2 separate regions of the Homo sapiens genome follow, and region 2 is linked to region 1. The links are chromatin loops, found by intact Hi-C in ENCODE. Cell type or tissue: Caco-2. All regions are shown on one strand. Links, peaks and the distances in the headings refer to the core of each region. The heading gives the core; the rest is flanking DNA. Region 1 overlaps DOCK4 (dedicator of cytokinesis 4). Region 2 has its middle 83 kb from the start of IMMP2L.

What was found. A loop is a pair of places that touch in the nucleus more often than their neighbours do. Peaks named below come from ENCODE experiments on the same cell type or tissue, not always from the same donor. Only the 100,000 strongest peaks of a DNase experiment are listed, where the experiment ranks them.
Region 2: it touches region 1 in a loop (8-fold over the local background); 5 of 110 quality-filtered maps call a loop at or near these places.

The regions. Positions count from the first base shown.
Region 1 is chr7:111,734,366-111,737,283 of GRCh38, reverse strand. DOCK4 (dedicator of cytokinesis 4) reads left to right here. Exons shown (of 53, transcript NM_001363540.2): 50 at 295-367; 51 at 2,117-2,230. Among named protein-coding and RNA genes, the nearest start is that of DOCK4-AS1, 73 kb to the left of the region's middle. In Caco-2, for the core only: a CTCF peak has its summit at 1,412 (motif pointing right); a DNase peak (open chromatin) is centred at 1,433.
Region 2 is chr7:111,643,592-111,646,509 of GRCh38, reverse strand. No RefSeq gene overlaps it. Among named protein-coding and RNA genes, the nearest start is that of IMMP2L, 83 kb to the right of the region's middle. In Caco-2, for the core only: no CTCF peak of the experiment used is centred there; a DNase peak (open chromatin) is centred at 1,709.

The sequences.
Region 1 (2,918 bases), core at 181-2,680:
TCATAGCACAACTGCTATTTACTATTTATTTTTTACATTTTATTATGAACATTTACCATTTATATTTAAAATATAATACAAACTTTTCCAACACTCTTTTCTTTCTCAAAACCTAAGGCTCTTCCCACCCCCTTTTACTTAAATATAATTAAATTATTTGTTCCTAGGCTCATCATATCACACAAAAATTATTTTGAACAAAAAGTTTTACTGAGGAGATAATCGTCTCATTTTCTGAAAGGTTTCACATGCCCGTATATCACATCATAAAAATCAACCCTTGTAACTTTGCAGAGGATGCTGTTTAATCATATTGGAGACGGGGCCTTGCCACGCAGTGACCCAAATCTCTCTGCACCTGAAAAAGGTAAGGCCAGCCCCATGGTCAGTCCTGGAATGTGTAAGGGCTTGTTTTATCCTCATGTTCTCCAGTCTTCTGTGTGTCTGTGTGGAAAGCAGTGCTCTAGCTCTTTAATGATCAGGACTAGTATGCTCTTTAAGGGATTAATGAAAGACAGTTATTCATGATCATTCTTCAAAAGCTGTTTTCCTATAAGATTTTAACAGCAGAATCTGAGCAAGATAGGAACGCCTATGTTTAATGGCTTTTTGTTATCATCCAGTGAGTCACCCAGGCAATGCCTCCTCTTCCTGAAGCAAAGTTGCCAATTAGGCTCCTTGTTCAGCACAATGAAAATAGCTTCACCCGGATCGATTCGGTGGTCCCATCCTTCGTCTCCCTTACAAAGCTCATTCAGCCAACTCATGTGTTGTTTGTTGTGACTCAGATACGGCTCTTGTACAATTAAATACCATTTAAGAATTGCAATCCAGTGCATAATGGAGTGTGCCCTGCCTCAAGGTCACACAAAATGAGAACCAAACACATGGACAGCAGTAAATAGCCAATTAGGATCAGTCTGCAACACGGCAGAAGATGAAGAGCAGATTAAACACGATTTCCTCAGCTACGGGGTCGGGGCTTGCAGCAAGTCACCCATTCACCTCTCTCAGGGTCAAGCCTCAAAAATAAGAGCAGTTCCCCAGGCCAATAAATCAAGAGTCGTTAATGAAATAGTCTGGGAAAGTGCCTTTTAATTGCCCTCATTAAGAAGTAAACTATTGTCATTTGGGTACACTGCTACATTAGAACTTTCCTTGGGAGATGGAAATTAGTGAAGTCTTAGGCAAAATTATTTTAAAACACAAATTTAGCTTTAATGTTACAAGTCACATGTTCATCTTTGTCAGTAGAACTAAGGAATGTGGTATTTTTCTCACCCCTTCTACTAAAGAAAACCACGATGCAAATTTAAAAGAATAGAGAAAAAGAATTTTAAGAGTGGTAACTCCATCCCATTAAGTGAAAATGGTCGAGTGGTAAAATGTTGAAATTCTCAACATGCCCACCAGATGGCAGTGTCTGTACAGGGAGTGAGTCACTGGAACCCAGATTTGCTGTTGTAAACCTCATTGCATAGTGGCTATTTACAACCAGCGTGTCCTGCCCTTATTCCTGCCAGGATTGCCCCATATTCCTGCATCTTATCGAAGCACAGAGCAGACAAATTACAAAATAAGAATGACACTGTCCATATTCCAAATCATTTTTTAAGGACATATTTCAGTGTAATTCATTGATTTCAGAAAGAGTTATCAATGAGATAATATTGCATGGCTGTTCTTTCCCAAGAATTCTGCCAAATAGTTAAAATATTAGTATGTCATTGCCTTCTCCATTTTTAGGTGTCACTTGTCCAGAAATGTCTACTAAAAGCCAAGTTTTAAAATAGCCCAGTGACTACATCTTCCATCTGTTATCCAGCATCTAAACACATTTGTAATTCTCAGCAAGTTTTACACCCCAGTGTAAAGATTTGTAGTTCCCTTTGACAGCATTAAGGGAAATAAAGAGACTTGTTAGCGCCCAGTTAAATGGTAACTATAACTGTTAGGCAGCCAATTAAATAAAGGTTTAGTATTCAAGAAGTTTCCTGTTTTGTTTTTCATCCAGTTAAGTTTTTCATTCTGGATAATTCTGACTTTCTTCTAAGATCTCAAGCATTGGAAGGGCAAAGCTGGACCGTGTGTTTTTAGCTGTGTTATTCCCTTCCAGCTGTGAACCCCACCCCTAGCAGCTGGAGCCTGGACAGTGGGAAGGAAGCCAAGAACATGTCGGATAGTGGGAAACTTATCTCTCCCCCTGTCCCTCCAAGACCCACACAGACTGGTGGGTATTTGAAGAATTTGAATGATCACTTTTATAAAATAACTTTTATTGACTACTCCAGTTTGTCCTGAATTCCTGAGAGAAAGGTAGGCGTTTGATTTCTGGGATAAAAACCTTAGTAGCTGCATAATTCCTTGACAATTGTCTCCCTCTTTCCTGAACTTCTATTACACGGGGTCAAACAGTGGTCTGTTCCAAGTAAGCCTCTCGGACAGATTTTATAGAGTGCTCTTTACCAAGCCACCATTCTCAAATTCGGGGAGGCACCCTAACCTTGGTAGGCCACTAGCATCTTCTCTAACCTTCACTTTGAACCACTTCATTCTTATCAACCTCCGCTAACTCAGCTACTTTCTTCAGTCTTATTCAGGACTGATGCCAAAGTTTCCAGTTGCCTCTAAATAGCCATTGACTAACAGTTACGCTCCATAAGCTTATCAGAGTCATTAACTTTGTATCCATAGTTATCTGTTGCTTTGAGAGGTCTTTATGCAAGGACTATATTTCGCAAAGGGTTGATTCAGGGTACCGCATCCCCTCAGGTGGTCGTTTAAGCAGCAAAATCTTGGCCAGGTGTTTTGGCTTATGCCTGTAATACCAGCATTTTGGGAGACCAAGGTGAGTGGATCACTTGAACTCACAAGTTTGGGACCAGCCTGGGCAGCATGACAAAACCCCGTCTCTACAA
Region 2 (2,918 bases), core at 180-2,679, 91 kb after region 1:
GACATAAATCTGGATATTTGAGTTTACCCAATAACTATAGACTCACACAATGGACTAAGCTTCCCCTAAAGAGAAAAAAAAAAAAAAAAAAACCCTGGAAAAGTAGGACTCACTTTTCCCCCTAAAATCATCCCACATAACAAGAAGCTCCAGAGCTGATATGTGTGCGGAGAACGTCTCTTTCCTGAAAGGAGTAGAGGTAGAATTTGGAGAGTTCCAGTCGATATGCTGATACTTACCTGTTTTAGATGCTATCCGAGGAGGAGGGAGAGGAGGGAACAGTGCAGTGATGCAACCTACTATTGACGCATCTTTGCCCTCCCCTTCCCCATCTTTCCACTCCTCAAATTGTGAACAAGGGCAATGGTTGGAAGATAAAGCTAGAAAAATAGGCTGACTCAGTTAAAACATTGTATTACTCATCTGAAATACTATGAGAAGCTATTTGAAGGATTTTAAACTATAGAGATGATATCAAGTTCAAATTTTGGAGAAAAATCACTTTAAGATATTTAACATTCTAGTACTAACTACCAAAGTTCAAATGCTAACTGTTAAAGTTGGTCACTGGCCAGGTGCATTGGTGCCTATAATTCCAGTACCTTGGGAAGCCAAAGAGGATTATTTGAGGCCAGGAGTTTGAGACCAGCCTGGGCAACGTTAGCTGAAACACCAAAGCCTGTCAACACAATTGGATAGACTTTAGTCACAAGCCATTGTCTGCTCTGCAAACCCAACAAACTTCATCTCAGACCATTGTATGTTCTTCAAGTTCATTGAATTCCCCTAAAAATTATTTGCTATTCCCCTAAAATTATCCATCTCCCTTCCCCTAAGAAAAACTGTATAACCATCCGTACCTCATTGTGTGATGGGGTAATCATGCTATGATTGTTCCCTCCATGCATATTTATAAATGTGTATGTCTTTTCTCCTGTTAATCTGGTTTTTGTCAGTTAATTTTTCACTGTACCTTCAGAGACCAAAGGAGAAGTTGTCCCTTGGTCCCTACACCTCTGTCACAAAATACAGATTCAGGAGAGAAATGTAGGGTCCAGCCCCACAGGGTCGGTGGGTTTTCTTCCCATGTGCGGAGACAAGAGAGTGTAGAAATAAAGACATGAGACAAAGAGATAAAAGAAAAGACAGCTGGGCCCGGGGGACCACTACCACCAAGACGCAGAGACCGGTAGTGGCCCCGAATGCCAGGCTGTACTGATATTTATTGGATACAAGATAAAGGGGCAGGGTAAGGAGTGTGAGCCATCTCCAATGATAGGTAAGGTCATGTGGGTCACGTGTCCATTGGACAGGGGGGCCCTTCCCTGCCTGGCAGCCGAGGCAGAGAGAGAGAGAGAGGAGAGAGAGACAGCTTACGCCATTATTTCTGCTTATCAGAGACTTTTAGTACTTTCACTAATTTGCTACTGCTATCTAAAAGGCAGAGCCAGGTGTACAGGATGGAACATGAAGGCGGACTAGGAGCATGACTACTGAAGCACAGCATCACAGGGAGACGGTTAGGCCTCCGGATAACTGCGGGCGGGCCTGACTAATGTCAGGCCCTCCGCAAGAGGTGGAGGAGTAGAGTCTTCTCTAAACTCTCCCAGGGAAAGGGAGACTCCCTTTCCTGGTCTGCTAAGTAGTGGGTGTTTTTCCTTGACACTGACGCTACCGCTAGACCACGGTCCGCTTAGCAATGGGCGTCTTCCCAGATGCTGGCGTTACTGCTAAACCAAGGAGCCCTCTGGTGGCCCTGTCTGGGCATAACAGAAGGCTCGCACTCGTCTTCTGGTCACTTCTTACTATGTCCCCTCAGCTCCTATCTCTGTATGGCCTGGTTTTTCCTAGGTTATGATTGTAGAGCGAGGATTATTATAATATTGGAATAAAGAGTAATTGCTACAAACTAATGATTAATGATAGTCATATATAATCATATCTAAGATTTATATCTAGTATAACTTCTTATTTTATATATTTTATTATACTGGAACAGCTCGTGCCCTCGGTCTCTTGCCTCGGCACCTGAGTGGCTTGCCACCCACAGAGAAAAGCATAACAGATTACTGTGTGCACAGGCATGCATGGGAGTCATACAAAATATGAATTCGGGCTGGGCGTGGTAGCTCACGCCTGTAATCTCAGTACTTTGGGAGGACGAGGTACGCAGATTACCTGAGGTCAGGAGTTCGAAACCAGCCTGGCCAACATGGTGAAACCCTGTCTCTACTAAAAATACAAAAATTAGCCAGGCATGGTCGTGCATGCATGTAATCCCAGCTACTCGGGTGGCTGAGACAGGAGAGTTACTTGATCCCGGGAGGTAGAGGTTGCAGTGAACTGAGATCGCACCACTGCACTCCAGCCTGGGTGACAGGATGAGACTTTGTCTCAAAGAATTCGGAGGAGGGACAGATGTTTGATGTTTAAATATCTTCTTCACTGGGGAGAAGGGAGATGGGGAGGTATAGAAGTAAATATGATTTTGAGGGAAAATGAATGAGCCCAAAGACCAAGGGCCTGGGACCAAGTTTCTCCGGGCTCTGTGGAAGGTGGTGTCACAGGTTATGGGAGAATGAAGAGCGGAAAAGCATGTCAAGCAAAGGCCATCTTATGCAGGTGAAATATCTCAGGTAATTTTGGAGCTGCTTTCAGAAAGAATAGTTGATAGCCTGTGGTTTGGTTCATCTGTCCTAGATCCTGAAAAGGGAGGGGAGCCTCGGAGAAAGCCTGGCTATTTCACCAATGTCAATTTTCTCCACAGATGCAAATCTCCTTTACAAAAGGCAGCTTTTCAGGTGTTAACAGAAAAACCAAAGTCTGTAAAATATTTTAAAGAGGTTTATTCTGGGCCAATAGGAATGACCATGGCCTGGGAAAAAACACAAACCCAAGAAGCTTTGAGTGAGCAGTCC